Regions from separate parts of the Homo sapiens genome. Here regions 2, 3 and 4 are each linked to region 1. A link is a loop called in an ENCODE intact Hi-C map of the cell type or tissue named here. Cell type or tissue: IMR-90. All regions are shown on one strand. Each heading gives the region's core, and the rest is flanking DNA. Links, peaks and the distances in the headings are about the cores only.

Region 1 (4,599 bases), core at 209-4,208:
CTTCCTCTAGCACCTAACCTTGCACATGGTAGGTATTTGATACAGAGATGAATGAATGCTCTTCAGTTCCCCAGTGGTGCTCTGGGCTCCCTTCTAAGTTTTTCTAGACCTCCTTGTCTCTCACAGGAGTACTGCATGCCCAGGCATTCATTCAATTATATGTTGCTCCTATTCTGTGGTATCCCATAAAAACACCTTACCATGAGCCCTCCACCTTGGGAAACAGGAGAACACAGAGATTAAAGACCATAGCTCTTTCTCTGGGCTGCTGCTATACCTTTTCCCTGCCCTTCTTCCACCCAACGTTGGCAAATTCTAGAATAAAAAATGAGCAGGGCTGGATGCAGTGGCTCATACCTGTAATCCCAGCACTTTGGGAGGCCAGAGTGGGAGGACTGATTGATTGTCCCAGGAGTTCAGGACCAGCCTGGGCAACATAGTGAGACCCTGTCTCAACAAAAAAACAAGACAAAAAAACAAAACAAGAACACAAAAATAAGCAGGATTTTTTGGGTTACATTTAATTTCTTTTGATTTTTGCCCACAGCTCTGTTGGTGAAGGAAATGACTAGGGAAGAAGTGGGAGGGGGAGAAGTCAGAGACTATGGCTTTCTCACTATGAGGATAACTTGAATAATTCTTAGTTAACTATATTTTTAAGCTTGTGATTTTTGGGCAAGGGGTTGGTTTAAACCTTGAACTCGTTGCCCTGATAAACTGTGCCATGCTAACTATTCACCTAACGTCATTGTCCCAGAAAACAGTCAAGCCTCATTAGAAAGCTGGGGTCCAGGGTGGAGATTAATTCCTGTATTATAGTCTTTCTGTGTCATGACAAGAGGTGTCCTGCATACCACCATCTACATGGGAGTCAGGATCGGCACAAATGCATCTGTGATATGGTGGGCTTCTTTGCAGTGGGGTCTTGTAACTTTTTGTGAGCTGGTCTTTTTAGAGACTGACAATGTCTGTGTTGCATAAGTGGAATTTCTCCTGCTTATATGTGTTCTAGCTAATGCACATTAGATCTAGTGATCATTGTTCTTGCCCTGCTGTGGCACCTGTGGGTTTATTTCAGGTGAGCTGGGTTGGGAGCTGTATCACAGAAGAGAAGATTCTGTGGCGCTGTATGACGCTATCATGAATGCAGGCCAGGAGGAGGGAATCGACAATTTTGGAACCTATGCCATGAATGCCTTACGCCTGGAGAAAGCCTTCAGAGCCTGGGGGTTAGAGGTTTGAAATGCTAGCATCTTTATTAACATTTTATGTTTATTTATCTCATTTTTATATAAGGGCTGGTTTGAACTGCAATAACATTGGTTTTGGCTGTAAGAGAAATTACATATCATTAGATAACTTTATTTCATTAGGGGAAGAGGTTTTTCTCCTTAATTTCTCAAGTGAAAGTTCAGTGGAATTCTGACATATGTTTATTCTGCCTTAATTCATCCTAGTTGGCTGACAGCCCTAGATAACTGTCTTGGACTTTGGGGAGCCGGCTTGCCTCATGGGATTAGAGTAACACTTTTCAAAATCTCTCCTCCTCTGTCATTTTGCCCGTCTTCATTTTCTTCTTATCTTATACCTTTTGGTGAATTAACACTCCTTTCTGAGGGGCAGGGTTGATGGTCCAGAATGTGGTGGTCCAGCCTTCCTCCACCATTAATAATGGTTATTAAGAGTTTCTATTTGTATAGTGCTTTAACCATTTACATATTTTCATATGCATGATTTCATTTTCCTTCTCAACTCTCCATTACCTCTATTTTACGCATAATAACACTGAGACTTAGAGAACCACTTGGTCCAGATTACCTAGTAAGTGGCCAGCCTGTGGTTTAAACTCTGTTCTCCTACTTTATTTCCAATATGGCAGGCTATCCCTGGACCCAGTCACTATTTCAGATTCAGTAGTTGTTTCTTTGGAAGACACTGAGGTTTTAGACCTGAAAGGTAAGATAAGGGATAGTGGTAAAAGATGAACTCAGAGCGGGGACTCTTGGGTTTGAATTTTTCCTCCACCACGCACCAGCTATCTGGCTTAACCCTCCAGAACTTCTGTTTACTTTTCTAAAAAATGGATTTTTTATGCTACAGAATTATCATAGATAGTAGAGAGAGTCTAGGAAGTGCCAAGCACATAATAAAGTGCATTTGATTGAAGGGGAGAGTGTGTTTCAAAGCCCAGGCAGAGACCCAAGGGCATTTAGAGTGCGCAGAAGCAAGTGGGCAAGCTCTCCACGAGAGATCCCCTATTAGGGGATTCTCTAGCTACAACTGGGGACTGAGGCGAGGCTAGGCGCAGGGACAGAAACGGAGGACAGCGCGGTCCCCACACTCTCCGAGGAATGAAGCAGCAGGAGCAGCCCTTTGGGAGTCAGACATTTCTCCATTCTCCTGCCTTTTATTTTCTCAGATTTCCTCTCCCGGCGACCTCCTCTGGAGAGCTTTTCTCCTTCTCCCGTCCCTCCGATTTCCCAGCAGTGCCAGAGCGCCCTCTAGTGTTGGCACTGCAATCCTCTGTGCTTCATTTTTATTTTTTTCTTTGAAGAAATTCTGAAATTTTGAACAGATAAATATAATTTTAGAATAGCTCAAATTGATTAAGAAATATGAGGCAACGTTTTACGTCATATAAAACAAGCGTACTTTCATTTAGTTTATGCAGGTGCTGTGTTGCTTTAAAAGTTTGACTGCTTGTAGGGGGTTTAGACTAGTTCTCTCACTGCGAAGAAAACAACAAAACGAAGAAAGAAACAAAAACCATTAACTTCAGGTCTATTACCAAATATTGGCGTTAGCCCTGACTTGGTAGCTATTACAGTGACTTGGCCACATTTGAAGAGATACAGATTCAAACTCCGCTTATTCCTTTCTCCTCTCCTGAACTCTATCAGCCACCTTCCTACTATCTGCTTTCCCTCCACCTTACCCTGATTCTTGGTGAATTGTAAGATAAGTAAATTGTTTAATAACTTTTCAAAACGTAGTTATGTAAAATTATTGCAGAAAAACATGTGAAAATCTTGTTTCTAGAAGAAACATCACGTACATTCCCTCAGATGTTTATTAAAATGGGAGAGCTGTGGAAACACAGTGAATTTTAGTTTCTATATTTGTTATATTCAAATGACCAGTTTTGCTGAAAGGCTACATCGAATTTTGGATTAAAAAATTGTTTTCAAAACCGGTCTATAGTTTGCCTTTCTTTAGAATCTGTGTTGAAAAATCAAAAAGGGTTCTTTCTCCTAAAAACAAATATGAAAGTGATGTTACCAAAATGACTTGCACTCATCTAAGATTTAAAATGTGTGTTTCCTTTTTAGATGAACTGTGATACAAATCCTTTGGAAGCTGGACTGGAATATTTTGTGAAGTTAAATAAGGTATGTTTACATTCCAAAGTGTGCTTGAAGTAAATCTTAACATTATGATGCTATTTTGTGACAGAGCCATTCTTTAAAATTTAACCAAGTATGGATTATAGGAGAAACAAGGTGAACATAAATACTAGCATTGCTCAATTGTGTCATATTACTCTTTTGTCAACATTTGCTTAGTTCAAACTATTGGAGTGTGCTTACAGATTTAAGATAGCAGAATCCAGCATCTTTAAGGGCTAAATCTAAATTCTAAGATAAAAATTAGTAAGGATAAGAAGATTATCTGTCAGATTCTAGTAGACATTTATGTTGGAAGTGCGCCATGTTGTGTATTTTGCAGTAACTCCTGGTGACTTGGGAAATTGCACATTAGCTGATCAAACATAGTGCATTCATTGATCCTTCTGGATACTCACAGTGTGGAGCAGCCTCACTTCAGCATATCTGTCCATCTGCTTATCAAGCATCTTTGTGGGTAACTGCAACATCTGAATATAAGCAAATAACACGTTTCAAACGTTTTCGGCATAAAATGGGTATTAACTGAGAAGCTAATATAAGCCCAAATAATCATAACCGATAAGACACTCCAAAGGGAACTCCTACATCAGTGGTTCTTAAAATGTAGCCTTCAGACTAACAGCATCAGCCTCATTGGGAGCTTGTTTGAAATGCTAATTCTCAGGTCCCACCCTAGAACTACTAAATCAGAATCTCTGGGAGTCAGGCCAACAAATCTGTTTTAACAACCCCTGCAGGGGATTCTGATGCATCTAAGGTTTGAGAAGCATTACTCTAAATAATTATAGTGGAAAAGCATATCATGAGGCCAATTTATTACAGCCAAGCTCATCTGTACAAGCCTTACAAATATAAATGAGGTTACTCCATTGAGCAGTGCCTAAGAGTTATAATAAAACAACTTAATAGAGCTGGGGTGAGTGGTAGTATTGAAGAATAAGGGCAGCAGCGGCTACTGTTTAGGATATTTGTTAGAACTCCAAAAATAAAATGTCCTGCCCTAGATGGTTGTAAACTAAAGACTGATTTCCCATCCTGTGGAAATACGTGAATACATGTATATGACTCAATCAGGCCAAGGAAACCTTTTTCATGACCCTGTGTCAGTTCCCAAATTCTGAGCTATAATATTAAAATAAAACATGTGTATTTATAGTATGAGATTTTAGGAAAACGAACCTCCTAAAGGGTT
Region 2 (4,599 bases), core at 421-4,420, 520 kb before region 1:
GCTGGGATTACAGGCATGTGCCACCACGCCCGGCTAATTTTGTATTTTTAGTAGAGACGGGGGTTTCTCCATGTTGGTCAGACTGGTCTCGAACTCCCGACCTCAGGTGAACCACCCACCTCGGCCTCCCAAAGTGCTGGGATTACAGGCATGAGCCACCATGCCCGGCCAACTAATGACAGTTTTAAAACAATTTGTTCAATTTTTCAACAAACATTTATTGAGTCCCCACTTGTGATAGGCACTAAGCGTATACCTGAGTACAACAGATAAGAATCTTGATCTCATGGAGCTTACATTCTAGTGAAGATGGAGAAGACATAACAAAATAACTAACAAGTATGCAGTATGCAAAAAGATGAAGTGCTATAGAGAAAAAAAATGAGAAAAGGCAGATAGGAAGTTGGAATTGCAGTACAAAATAAGATGATCAGATAGGCTGAGTCTTTTGAGATAGTTGTGTATTTTCTATTCTTGATTTCAAAAGCAGAGAAATGTCCATTTATAATCCTCCTAGTATAAAAAGGTAACTTACTATTTTTAATTGCTCTTGAACTTAAATGCTCTTATTAAGTATCTTTGTGTTGGATCTTCTGCCAGAAAATAAATAAATAAATAATACATAAATAAATAAACTAAACCAGAGCTTAGGTTTTGCTGGTTGTCTGCAGCTGCTTCAATTTATCAACTTAGCAACATTCTACTTTCTGAATTGACTGGCAATTTTGGGCATCAGAAGACATGTACCTAAGAGTTGATAATTCCAGAGAAAGAGAGTACTCTAGATTGTCTGAGACCAAAAAACTCTGGTGAAGCTGTCTGATTTTAGTCATGTCAAGTTAATGCAGAAAATTCTTGTATTTCATGTTGTCCATTTCACATACAACAGATAACAACACTAACCTACTATAACTGTAGTTTAAATTGCTTTCAAGCATATGAGAATGGGTTTAGGTTCTCTATTTCTGTTGCTTTCCTGCCTTTTTTTGTGTACCTTCCTTTTTTTTTTTCCTCTCACCTTGAAAAAACCTCTACTGAGTACCTACTTACCAGCCAAGTAGATATGGGACATCACTTCAGCTTCTATTAAACCAAATCAGTGGTGCTTAACCCTGGCTGTGCACTGGAATCATCTTTTAAAATTACTCATGTCTGGGCCCTGATTCCAGTTAAACCAGAATTTCCAGGGGTGGGACCCAGGCATGAGTACTTATTCATTTATTTACTTATTTTGCAATCAATCATGTTTTCATTTTCTTCTTTCTTTTTCCCTTCCTGTACACCTTCTTTCTCTCTTTTGTCTTTCATTCGTTCACATATGCCTCATATATATTTATAATTTTAAAGATATGCCATTATACTCCACATTATGATTTTTTAAAAATTCCAATTACATAAAAGATTCCAATGCACAGTTTAGGCCAACAATCCCCGAACTTAGCCTACAGGCCCTCAGCAGCCTCCCACCCAGCACCACTGAGGGTGTCCTCAGGAAATCAATCAGTACTTTGTTACCTCTGTGGGGACTTCAGCTTTCACCTCATTCTCTTATTCTTTCAACTCCTTTCCTCCCTCTCCTTTACTTCTTACCCTTCTTGTCTGCTTCTGCCTGAGGCCTGCTGACAGTACCTGCTAACACTGTTTAGCCCTATTGGTGGCCAGCATTAGGTTAGGTTTTCAGCCCCTGTTGCAAAACAGATCTAGTTACCTGGAGATTGCTCACTCATCACTTCTGCGGCTGCTTCTGTGGTTCTCTGGGGCCTCTCCACACCTGCCAGGCTGGCTGCTCTTCATGGCTGGTGCTGCCATGGGCCAACCCCAGGATGGCATGCTTTGACCCTCAGAATTCCCGTCTAAGAAGTGCTATCAGAGCATGTGTGTATGCTCTCACTGCGGCAGGTAAGGCATTTAATCATCATCTGGCCCTTTTCCTCTTTGCCATCTCACTTCCCACTATCACCACCACAGTACTCCCCGGCTGCCATAAACACACGTCACCTTATGTGTGCTATTATGTTTCCCTAGATAAAACCTTTCCTGAATCTGGAAAACTGCATATTCATTCTGCAGAATCCTAACTCAGCTGTTACTCCCCTAAGAAGCCTTCTCCAATCTCCTTGATCACAGTGTTGTTCACATTGTATCCTGCTGGCTTGTGTGTTTATGTTCCTGGCTCCTCCCTAGGCTCAAGGCAGAGGCTGGCTCTTTATTCTAAATGTCTTTAAATAGATAACAGCTTTTCAGTAAACGTTGAATGGAGGAAAATGTGAATAGACCCAAGGAACGTACATGGCAAACTACAGTTAGCTTGTAGACCACATCTGGCCCATCGCTTGTTTTGGTATCTAGAGTTTTATTGAAATACAGCTACACACATTTGTTTATGTATTCTGTGGTTGCTTTAGTGCTACAAGGCCAGAGACGAACAGTTGCAACAGAGACCGTGTGGCCCACAAAAGGCAAAAATATTTACTCTCCAGCCCTTTCCTGAAAAAGTTTGCTGACCTCTGATCTAAAAGAAACCTGAGAAGTCTCCTACAGTAACATATCCAGTAGAAAGATAATACAAGCCATCCAGTTAATTTTAAATTTGCTTGTAGCCACATTAAAAAAGAAAAAAAACTGGTAAAAATTATTTTAGTAATATGTTTTATTTAATCCAAAATATCCAAACATTATCATTTCAACATGCAATTAATATAAAAATTGTTTTGTAGTGAGATATTTTACATTCTTGGTGTGGTACTAAGTCTTTGAAATCCAGTGGGTATTTTACACTTACAGAACATGTTAATTTTGACTAGTTTCACTGTAAGTGCTCCATAGTTACATGTGTGGCTAGTGACTATCTTACTGGGCACTTCTAGATCAAATCCATCAGGTTATAGTTGAAGAAATTGGTCCAGAGAGAGTAAAAGTTTAATCTAATGTCACATTTAGTAGCAAAATTGGGCATTAAACCTGGCTGTCTTCATTCCTAGCAAAGTGCTCCACTGTCACATCATACTAACTTTGGCCTTATTGTTTGTTCACTAGAAGAGATATGATAAGAAGATCTAGTTCCTAATTCCGTACAAGCATTAATAAGTTGTGTGATTTTAGGATATTTCTTAGCTTCTCAGGATTTTCATTTCCTCATCTGTAAAATAAGAGCACTCAACTCACTAAAACTTAAAGGTTTTAAAATTTGAATGGTATATGACAAATCAAACATGTTTGGTTTACAAACCAGAACACACTGCAGTTATTTTGCCTGAGAATTCTTTTCCTAAGAAGCTGTGTGCAAATATGAATTCATGGCTATGTTGACTGTCAGCATAACTTGAGGAATGCTCTCAGAGGCCAGATTTCTGATGGACAATCCATTCACATCGACATTTTAGTAATAAGGACCAAGAGATTTGGAAATGATCCAAGAAGGTCTTCACTGAGGAGTGAAAGAGCAAAGAAGGGACTGGTGTTAGGGCCCATATGGGACAGTGGAATGGCTTCCTCTCTCTGCTAAGCAGCACCAGTGTCTGTCACAGGCAACAGGGCCAGTGAAAGGAAATGAAGCTGGCATATCTTAAGAAATTAGAGGATAGAAAACTGTGACAAAGATTAGATAATCAGATTTGATTATCTATTTATTTATTTATTTATTTGAGACAGGGTCTCACTCTGTTGTCCGGGCGGGAGTGCAATGGCACGATTTTGGCTCACTGCAGTCTCAATTTCCTGGGCTCAGGAGATCTTCCCACCTCAGCCTCCTGAGTGGCCGGGACCACCAGGCATGTGCCAGCACGCCCAGCTAATTTTTTTTGTATTTTTTATAGAGATAGGGTTTTGCCATGTTGCCCAGGTTGGTCTCAAACTCCTGGGCTCAAGCAATCCGCCCGTCTAGGCCTCCCGAAATGCTGGGATTAGCCACTGTGCACAGCTTTTGTTTTGTAAATAGTAAATATTGTAACAGAATCAATGGCTTTATTAAATTTGTACTCAAACCACAGAAGAAATGTAACAATGTAGGAGAAAGACACACCGAAATGGAGAAATGGAGGTGGGCAGGCACCAAAAACAAATGTGCTTTTTAAAAAAAGTTTGCCTAAGATTCATTGTGTTCACTTTAAAACCCATTTACACCTTTCCCCTTCCTCTTAACAGAAACATTGCTTTCCTTCAGGGACTGGAGAAGATTGCAGTATAAGGCAAAAGTATGGGCTTTGGAGTTAGACAGACTTGAATATGAACCCTAGATCCTCCTGTAAAAATTATATGGCCTTGGCACAAGTTCGTGCCTCCGTTTCCTCCTCTGTAACATGTGCATAATAATAGTACTTACCTCACAGGATAGAAGATTAAATGATTAAATGAGGCAGTATATGAAAAGTTCTTAGTACAGTGGGTATCACATAGTAAGTTCTAAATTAACCTTAGCTATTAGTCTCATTCTGAAAATAGGTTTCAAGAGGCAGGAGAAAAACTGCCAGTGTGCTATATCCACAGCTGGCTATAGGTGAATCAGAACCGGTCCATCATGTTTATGGAAATGGTGGTATAAATTAAATTGTGTACATGTAAATTAGTGCAACTCTAGAGCATTCCAAGGGAATCTGACTG
Region 3 (4,599 bases), core at 217-4,216, 110 kb before region 1:
CTCACTTGATGATTTTTAGAATATTTAGCTTATGCAAATCTACAAAGAATTCTGAACCTTGAAAATAGAAACAGTTCATAATATGAAAAACCACAGACCCAAGTCTCCTTAGAAAACAGTACCTGTGGGGAGGAATGACATTTTCATTTTTCAGCACCAGGCTGAGTCTAGGGTAGTAACATTTTCCCTGCCCTCTGAACAGTGTTACTTGTTTTAGTCGGCTGTCTGTTTAGCCAGGGGAATAATTAATTAACAATTTCAGTCCGCTGGAAACATACCACCAAGTGGCATTCAGTAAATATTTATTGACAATGATGAGGCTATTATTTATTTATATCATCAAATCGCAAACAACTGTGGAGTTTTCCAGCAAGGCATTAGAAACTTGTTATCCTACAGTTGAGAAAATTGAAGGACAGAGAAGTGGGGTGATTTACCCAATGTTCTGCAGGGAGTTGGGGCAAAGCTAGGACTTGCACCCCAAAGTCTTGATTCTAAATGTCTTCCTTGCTTTTTCTGCTATGTGCCACTAGTGTTTTTGAGCCATAGGTGAATTCCACTAAGCTACCTCAGGTGTTTAGGACGTTAACTTTTGCAAAGAACAGTAAAATCTCATTAAGTCAGAATAATTGGAAGAATGACCAGGCTGACTTGAGAAAAAGTCTGAACTATTTAAAAAGATATTCAGCTTTTTCCTTTCAAGATCATGTAGTAAATTGGAACAAATAACCACAGAATGGGGCCAAGCAGAGGTCTTACTGAACCTGCCCAAAAGAACAAACTGGAATAATTTCTGAAGGGTACATTAACAGTTTGCATGCAAGTGATGACTGCTAAAGATAGTTCAGGCATTTAGAGAAATATCTTTTTATTAAAAATAAGTGAAATGTTTCCCTTAATACATTTCATGTAAGTATTTACATAGGAAACTTTCATAAATTTATTTATTTTTATTTTTATTTATTTATTTTTTTGAGATGGAGTTTCACTCTTGTTGCCCAAGCTAGAGTGCAGTGGTGCGATCTCGGCTCACTGCAACCTCCGCCTCCCAAGTTCAAGTGATTCTCCTGCCTCAGCCTCCCAAGTAGCTGGGATTACAGGCGCCTGCCACTACGCCCAGCTAAGTTTTGCGTTTTTAGTAGAGATGGGGTTTCACCATGTTGGCAGGCTAGTCTTGAACTCCTGACCTCAAGTGATCTGCCTGCCTTGGCCTCCCAAACTGCTGGGATTATAGGCGTGAGCCACCGTGCCCAGCCTGGAAGCTTTAATAAATTTAAATGTAAACATCTAACCATCTAACCACAAGTTAAAATGATCATGCGTTTGATTTCATGGCATATAAATTAACCTGTTTTTACTGTTTTGCTGTACATGACTTGTTTGGTATTATTCCTGTAACTCACAGCAGCATAAATGATGACATCTGTCTCTCTCATTTTCCATCATCTTAATTTTTCATCTATCCAATGCCAACAGAATGCCTCCAGCTGCTTGAAAACCGGAAGCATTTTCTGGCCATTCCTTTCTCTCACCACACTCCCACCAATTTTACCAAAGGATCCTACCCTTCCTGTTACCATTTTTGAGAATTCTTTGCATTTGCCTGCCTTTCATCATTTTCTGTTCAAACACTAAATATTCCTTCCTGAAGATGTTTAGAAATATTATACCTTGCTATCTCTAATTCTGTCGTTTAACATCCCACCAGGCATACTATTTCTGAAGCCGTTCATAAGTCCTATTTTTCTCTCTTGAAATTGACTTCTTCCTCCTTTGTTATCTAAGAGCCAGGGTCCTTGACCTGGCAGGTAACACGTGGGAGGTTCCAGACTGACTGAGTGGATGTTATTGACTATCAAGGAGGCTATTTGGGAGAACAGTCTATAAAGCCCTCAAGCCCTTCAGTGTGCTGAAGGCTGGAAAAAAAAAAACGTTTCTGGGGAAAATGGGGATCTAGTTGGAGATGCATAAAGCCTGCCTGCCTGCCTGCTCTCCTGCAGTCCCTCCCCGCCCTCCTTCCTCCCTCCCTGCCTCTCTCCTCCCTCCCTCCCTCTCTCCTTTCTTTCCTTCCCTCCCGTTCTCCCTCCCTTTTTCCCTCCCTTTCTCCCTTCCTTCCTCTTTTTTAATTCCTGACTCAAACTTGTTAAAGGCTTTTCTTGATGGGTGCGTTGTCCTGGATGTGATTCAAAGATCCACATGTCTTAAGAAAAAACTGACCAAAACTGTTAGAGCTTAGCCTGATGAAATAACTTAAGTTCAAACAAAATAAGGTTACTCATGCATTTCCTGCTGGCGACCTGCTGCCCCCATCTGGAGAAGTTGGGAACGGATGTTCTTGATTCATTCCTGCGCAGTTCTTGTTTCCTTTAGGGGTCTGCGTTGGCTTGGCTGTCTTATCCAAAGGTGGTTTGCTACAGTGTGTAGAAGTGTCAGAGTACAAACTGCAAACAGTTTATTTAGTGAGTTCATGTTTACTCTGAGTAACGCCAAAGACCTTTATTTTATTCCTGGCTGGAGGATGACTCCTTAGTTTTGTGGACCATCTGTTCTGGTACTGCCCCCCAGCTTCCCCAACCCTTCCTACAAAAGGCTAAGCTAAAGCCGTCTTTCTTGACAGCCTTGGAATAGTGAGAAGTGCTTCCTGACTTTGCATCCTGCCTTGGTAATCTTATCCTTAAAAGGATAGTTTGGACTTTTGATCTCTAAGGTCCCTCTGGTTCGGAGTCCATAAAAAATATTTACCAGTGAGAAATGTCTATTTAACATAAATCAACTCTTAGGTATTAAATGAGCTTTCTCTCTTAATGAACAAGATTTCTGGAAATAAAATGCACATGTTTGGAGGAGGGACTGAAATTTTAAAAACAATTTCAAAATATGAACTATACCACTAGGAGGCAGTGTTGACATATAATTTAATTCAAGAATGTCTTTACCATAGCTCCTTTTCAGAAAAATATTTTAAAAAACGATGGATATAAAAATGATTAAAGGTTATAATATTTTGGTGGCAACAAAACTCTGAAAAGAATATTAAAGGAACATGCATTTTACACAGTAATAGAACAGCAAGTCCAATAAAATGTCATCTGTGAGTGAAAGCTTTAAATACTGAGCTTGGTTTGAGAATATAAGAGAAATGATAGATAACAACTTTGCCAAAAAAAAAAACAAAAAACAAAAAACAAGTGGAGTTCACTCTTGTTTCCACTAGCCATATGCAGCCTCTGAAAGTTGTGCTGCTTTGGCTCTGTTTCTGTGCATTGAGGGATTAGGGGTGGATTATTAACTCTTAGTAACAAAATTCTAGCAATTTCTTTGCCTTTCCATTTATTTATTTATTTGACAGAGTCTCACTCTGTCTCCCAGGCTGGAGTGCAGTGGTGCAATCTCAGCTCACTGCAGCCTCTGCCTCCCAGGTTCAAGTGATTCTCATGCCTCAGCCTCCCGAATAGCTGGGACTACAGGTGTGTGCCACCACACCTGGCTAATTTTTGTATTTTTAGTAGAGACAGGGTTTCACCATGTTGGCCAAACTGGTCTTGAACTCCTATCCTCAAGTAATCCGTCCACCTCCCAAAGTGCTGGGATTACAGGCGTAAGCCACCACACCTGGCCTATTTTTGTTTTCTAGAATTCCCTGACTGGCTCTCCAGAAAGAGCCAGTAGGGCCTCTTTTCCTTTTAAATACTGCCACCTGCTCCTTTAAAATTCCAGCATACTTGTGAAGTAGGTTTTTCTTTTAAATAGGTGAAGAAATTGAGGTATAGAGGTTTCATGTAAGACTTAGCAAATTGTAGAACCAGGATAAGAATAAAATACAAGCAATATAGTCTCATTGCTCTTCTTTTTAATAGCTGAAAAGAATTACAATTTCAAAACAGCTCAAACAATTCAATAATGTTTAGAAAGCTGCATGACCTCTTTTCTAATACACTGAGGGTAGTCATGTTTCTTCTAATAGTCTTGTATCTTCAGGCTTGAGCTTTTGTAGGAGAGTAGATATTAAATTATCAGAGAAAAATATCATAGTTCTCAATCTAGGAAACCAGGCTAGAGTTTGGAGAATCTCTACTTTTTTCTTATTATATTTTTTAAAAGCTACCAACTAATACAAGCTCACTCTGCTCAGCCTTATGGCCCAGAGGCACTAGGTGGATCCAGTGTTGACTAGGATGGAGAGGGCTGAAATATCCATCTCTCCTCCCCTCCTCCCCATTGGTCTATGTCTTTTACTGGTAGAAAAGTGGGTCACGAAACAGAAGAACTCTGAGAGCAGGACTCTGGGTATTGGATATTTATTGATCAGGTCTCATATGACTGACCTACTTATAAGAATAAACTTAAACAGGATGGTCTCCTTAAGTGTCTTGTAGCAATATTTTTCAAACTGTGGATCCAAACCCAGTAGTGGGTCATAAAAATCCATTTGAAAAGTCTCAACTAGCATGTTTTATAAATGAAATAGAATGAAAAGGAATGGAACAGAAAATACTAGGATGGATCACACATTTAATTTCGACAGTAAGATGTGATGTGTTTTGCTGGGTCATTATATAAATTGTGTTTGTTACTAAGGGTCATGTTCAAAAGAACTTG
Region 4 (4,599 bases), core at 175-4,174, 830 kb before region 1:
AACATGATAGGATCGTCCAAGGTAAATGAAATCTGCAATGTAAATCATTAAATTGTGAAATGTAAGTCATGGTTCTATACCTTCTGTGACATTTGATCAAGGTAGAAGAAAAATTCTGAGAACCTTGCTGTTTCTCCAGCAGCCTGCAGTTGTCACTCCTCCCTTCTCTCTCAACTTTTTCCAACTTTAGAATTTCTGGCAGAGACTGGACCAAAAGTCACAAGGTTTAATGAGCAGTGTCGTTTCAGGCCACGAATTTGTGAGTGCCTGTTTCTGCTCACAGCTCTGCCCACTTCTCTCTCTCTACCATAAAGCTTTTTGGTCAAACTCCACTTAAGCTTAGCAGCTGCCACTATTTCCAGGATCTGGCAACGAGAATAAACTGGTTGAATCCCAGCTGTAGGAATTTGGGCAACCACCCGACGGCTTAGCCTCATTTTCCTTAGCTGTGAAATAAAGGCAATTAACCCACCTCACAGGAGTTGTGAGGATGAAATGGAATAATTAAATTATTAAATAGGATAATTTAAATGTAAAGGTGTAAAAGTGCTTTGTCAAGAGGAAAGGCACCTTCCAAGGATTTATTGCTAAAGGAACCCAGTCTCAGGACCTCGCTGTGGTGTTCACCTGGGGTAGTGGCCAAAGGTGTGGCTTAAATCAGTGAACCATCCATCATATTTACTAGAGAGAGGGCAGAGGTGGCCCTTGACCACCAAAATCCCTGCCTCCCCTTTCATGATGTGGCACTGGTGCTGGAAAGAGGCTGACCAGCCAGAGACAGCATTTCCCAGCCTCCTTTGCATCTACGTGTGGCCAGAAGAATAGTTCTTTCCATTGGCCTGTGAGCCACAGCTGTTTTTTAAGAAGCAGGAGTGCCTTCTCCTTGCTCTTTTCTCTTCTTCTGGGTGGCTAGATGTGTATGAAAATAACCAGACCCAGATCATGGTGGAGGAGCCACAAGCCTGAAGGAATCTGAGTCCCGGAATTGCAGCACCTGGAGGAGGAGAGGCACCCAGTCACAAGAAACACCTACTTGGGACCATTATAGAAGCACAAAATAAAACATCTATGATGTTAGAGCAATTACGTATTTTGGTGTCTATGTAATAAAGCAGTTGGTATGACCTTAACAAGGAGGCTGTATAGTAAGTTCTGGGTGTAATCTCTTTCTCTGCCAAGATTTTGTGGCCTTGGACTCTTTTATACCTGTTACCTCATCTATAAGTACAGATGATAATTGTTCTTGTCTTATTGGGTTGTTAGGAAAGTTAGTTGATGTAATGCACAGAAGATGCCAATAACCATATATGTTCAGTAAATGTTGGCCATGATTATTAACAGCATAGAATTATCAGACTTTTAAAAAATTCATTCATTGACTCCAGGAAAGATTTCTACCTCTGCAACTTGTCTCCAGGTGACTGTATCCATTACATGCACACCCAAATATTTTACAAAGAAATTATTCAGGGACTTCGTGTTTTTCCTAGGCAGTTGCGTCTTTATTTGAATATAGTTAACTGGAAACCTCCAAGCCTAAAGTTTCAGGCTCAGTTTGTACCTGAAGAGTCACACATGTGGACTTAATGATAGTGTGTGACTTGACCTACAATGACTCGGAAGCCCAACTAACCTGTCCTCTTTACCGTAAAATCCAGAAGTCAGATGCTGTTGCCTTACAGCTGCAGGTCTGATTCTGACCAGCAGAGGGCAGTGCTGCACACAAACTCGTGCAACTTTTGAAGGTACCCAGTGCCTTTTCATTGTCAAGTTTCCGTGTGTGTGGGGGTGGGTTTTCTCCCCAGTTTTATTCCTTGCCTTCAGAAGAATGGCCATGATATTTCAGAAAATCATGATTATCCTCAGCTCAGCTTTGATAGTTCTTAGTCTGTTGTGTGCTCACTGGCAAATCACATTTTGTGACCCTGCATGTTGATGCTGGTGGCCCACAGGCTAAAGTGAACATCAAGGGAAATACTGAAGGGGAAATAAAGTTATAAAAAGGGCAGCCTGGGAAGGGTGGGGATTGGCCTAGTGATGCTTGGGAGAGGCGTATCTGCTGAATGTGAGAATAGGAGCCCCCGCTCCTTCCCGTATCTGCTGGCACAGCCACCTCCTCCTTGTCCTCCTTTCCTGAGTCACTTACACCCACCTAGCTTCTGCAAATGATTCCACCCCGTCTTCTCCCACAACATGGCAAATTCCGGGACTCAGTCCTATGAACCTTAGTAATTCTAAGTTGTGTGATACATTTCAGAATCTCTCCTATATGAGATTTTCTGGAAACACACATGCCCATGGCTCACTCTAGACCTCCTGAATCAGATGCTAGGGTGGGTGAGAGTTTTAAGGAGCTCCCAGGATGATCAAGGTTGGTTCAAGCACCCCACACCCACCCTGAGAACCACTGGTATAGTTAATGAAGACCTGGGAGAGGCAAATGGCAGAAGAATGGAGAGGAGGGGACAGCTGGGGTGGAGTTGATGTGATTCAGTGATCCATTGCTTCTGTTACTATCCCCATTTTCCCCAAAGGGAAATTTGCAGCCCACATATAGTGACAGGTGATCTCACTGCTTTCTTTTTCTTTTTTCTTTTCTTTTTTTTTTTTTTTTTTTTTTTGAGACGGAGTCTCACTCTTCACCCAGGCTGGAGAGCAGTGGCACAATCTTGGCTCACTGCGGCCTCCGTCTCCTGGGTTCAAGCGATTCTCCTGCCTCAGCCTCTTAAGTAGTAGGGATTACAGGCCCCTGCCACCACGCCCAACTACATTTTGTATTTTTAGTAGAGACGGGGGTTTCACCAAGTTGGCCAGGCTGGTCTTGAACCTCTGACCTCAGGTGATCCGCCCACCTCGGCCTCCCAAAGTGCTGGGATTACAGGGATGAGCCACCATGCCTGGCCCTCACTGCTTTCTTCATGGAGAGAAGGAAAGCTCTTCAACTGTTCTCCTGCCTCTCTCACTCTTGCCCTGGGTTCTTATCCATATTCTCCATCTTTCCTCCTCTCTGACTGCTTGGCCTCTCTCCGCCTCCACCCATGCCTGAGCCCACCTTCTCTGCCTCCTCCCATTACCCGTTTCCCACCTGCACCTCTGGCGTCACCCTCTCCAGGGATGCATTTCCTCCTGCCCTCAGCCCCATCACCTGTCTTCAAAGCTTGCCTCCCTCTCACTGTCTTACGGGCTCTCCCCTCTCCTGGTGCTCCTCTCACTCTTTCCCCTCTTCCCTGTCCCCGCCTTCTTTGTGCTGGACTTGGTCACTCCTTTACATGACTATCAACACATCCTCTGAACTGGCCCCTCGGTCTCCCCCAGGCTTCCCTCCAGACTGAGTCCAGAGAGGTTCTTCTAGCACGCTAATCTGACATTGCCTTGCACTGACCTAAAAACCCTTCACTGCCCCTGCCCCACACCCCTCAGCATATCACACAGGCCTCCCTGCCTACTCTTCCCATCCTCTGGAGTTTTCCCTGTAGCAGTACGCGTCTGTGAACCTCTTAAGGAATGTTTGCTTTTGCCTGGCACTGCTTTCCCCATCTTGCTTCCTAAAATGAGCTCCCATTCATTCTACAAAACCCAGCTCAGGTACCACCTCCCCTGAAAAGCCTTTCCTTGTACACTCAGACTGATTTCATCATTCTGTCTTCTGTGATAGCTCTGGCTTAATATCAGCTTCTCATTGTTGTAACTTCCCGCTCTGAAACCTTGGAATCATGACGTATTCCTTCTCCCCATAATTTATTCATTTACAATTATCTCTTCCTTTCCAAGCGTTGAGCTTCTTGAGAATGTAGACTGGGAATTATTAATCTTGGGGCTCCAATTCCTAGCACGGCGTCTCGCTCAGTAATTGTGGGACAGAATTGGGGGAAAGCTAGTCTGTCTGCTTCCTTTCACGGATGGACTTCTTTGAAATAGCAGATGCCTGCCTGCCTTTGTAGTGTTTCTACTCCCACCCATCCCTTCACCCACTAAAATCTGTTTTCCTCACATATTTACAATCTTTGAAAGAAACAAATGACTCAGCCACCATGTCTGAAGTCTGTGCCCATTCACTTCTCTTCGTCATCCTCTCCGCATCATTTGTCACTGTTGACTACAACCCTCCCTGAAGTTCTTCCCTTGGTTTCTGTAGTGGATAGTCACTGTCTTGGTTGTGTCAATTCTACCTTCTTCTGGGAGCAGCACCCCAGTGTTCCTCTAGGGAACCAACCCTCTCCCACCCTCAGCATCCCATTTTCAGTGTCCAGGTTGAGGTGCTGCTCTCTCCAAGACCAGCAAGTCAGAGCTGAGTGTGGCTTCACATCCGAGCATAGCCACCTCTTGGCCCCAGAGATTGGCTCAGAGGTGAGCATGTAATGGCAACCATTGGAACTGTTTGTTCCTCCTGCGGCAGAAGATAGAATGGAGTTCCTGACTGCTATTTTGTCACCATAAAGAGAAGAGTCCTGAGCCAACAGAGGAAAGTAGAATACAGCGTAGGAGTAAAAATAAGTCTCAATGTCTTTGAGCCACTGAATGCGTCTGAATGTGGACTACCCTGGACTTACCAGTTATATGAGGCAATATATCTCTTTTTTTATTAAACCAATTTGAATT

The links. A loop is a pair of places that touch in the nucleus more often than their neighbours do. Peaks named below come from ENCODE experiments on the same cell type or tissue, not always from the same donor. Only the 100,000 strongest peaks of a DNase experiment are listed, where the experiment ranks them.
Region 2: it touches region 1 in a loop (6-fold over the local background); 24 of 110 quality-filtered maps call a loop at or near these places.
Region 3: it touches region 1 in a loop (13-fold over the local background); 101 of 110 quality-filtered maps call a loop at or near these places.
Region 4: a loop joins it to region 1, with 7 times the contacts of the local background. A loop is called at or near these places in 26 of 110 quality-filtered maps.

Annotation. Positions count from the first base shown.
Region 1 is chr5:79,023,061-79,027,659 of GRCh38, reverse strand. It overlaps DMGDH (dimethylglycine dehydrogenase), which reads left to right. Exons shown (of 16, transcript NM_013391.3): 13 at 1,079-1,236; 14 at 3,330-3,389. Among named protein-coding and RNA genes, the nearest start is that of ARSB, 40 kb to the right of the region's middle. In IMR-90, for the core only: a CTCF peak has its summit at 2,502 (motif pointing left); a DNase peak (open chromatin) is centred at 2,469; H3K4me3 peaks cover 181 bases; H3K27me3 peaks cover 659 bases.
Region 2 is chr5:79,544,754-79,549,352 of GRCh38, reverse strand. LOC124901013 (a long non-coding RNA gene) reads left to right here and starts at 1,718. Exons shown (of 2, transcript XR_007058839.1): 1 at 1,718-1,899. LOC105379047 (a long non-coding RNA gene) reads right to left here and starts at 1,780. Exons shown (of 3, transcript XR_948497.3): 1 at 1,709-1,780. In IMR-90, for the core only: no CTCF peak of the experiment used is centred there; a DNase peak (open chromatin) is centred at 2,422.
Region 3 is chr5:79,131,520-79,136,118 of GRCh38, reverse strand. BHMT (betaine--homocysteine S-methyltransferase) reads right to left here. Exons shown (of 8, transcript NM_001713.3): 8 at 3,831-4,599. Among named protein-coding and RNA genes, the nearest start is that of BHMT, 22 kb to the right of the region's middle. In IMR-90, for the core only: CTCF peaks have their summits at 2,300 (motif pointing left) and 2,888 (motif pointing right); DNase peaks (open chromatin) are centred at 2,248 and 2,898; H3K4me3 peaks cover 592 bases; H3K27ac peaks cover 472 bases; H3K27me3 peaks cover 93 bases.
Region 4 is chr5:79,855,422-79,860,020 of GRCh38, reverse strand. It overlaps LOC105379048 (a long non-coding RNA gene), which reads right to left and starts at 160. Exons shown (of 3, transcript XR_948500.3): 1 at 81-160. In IMR-90, for the core only: a CTCF peak has its summit at 1,704 (motif pointing right); no DNase peak of the experiment used is centred there; H3K27me3 peaks cover 644 bases.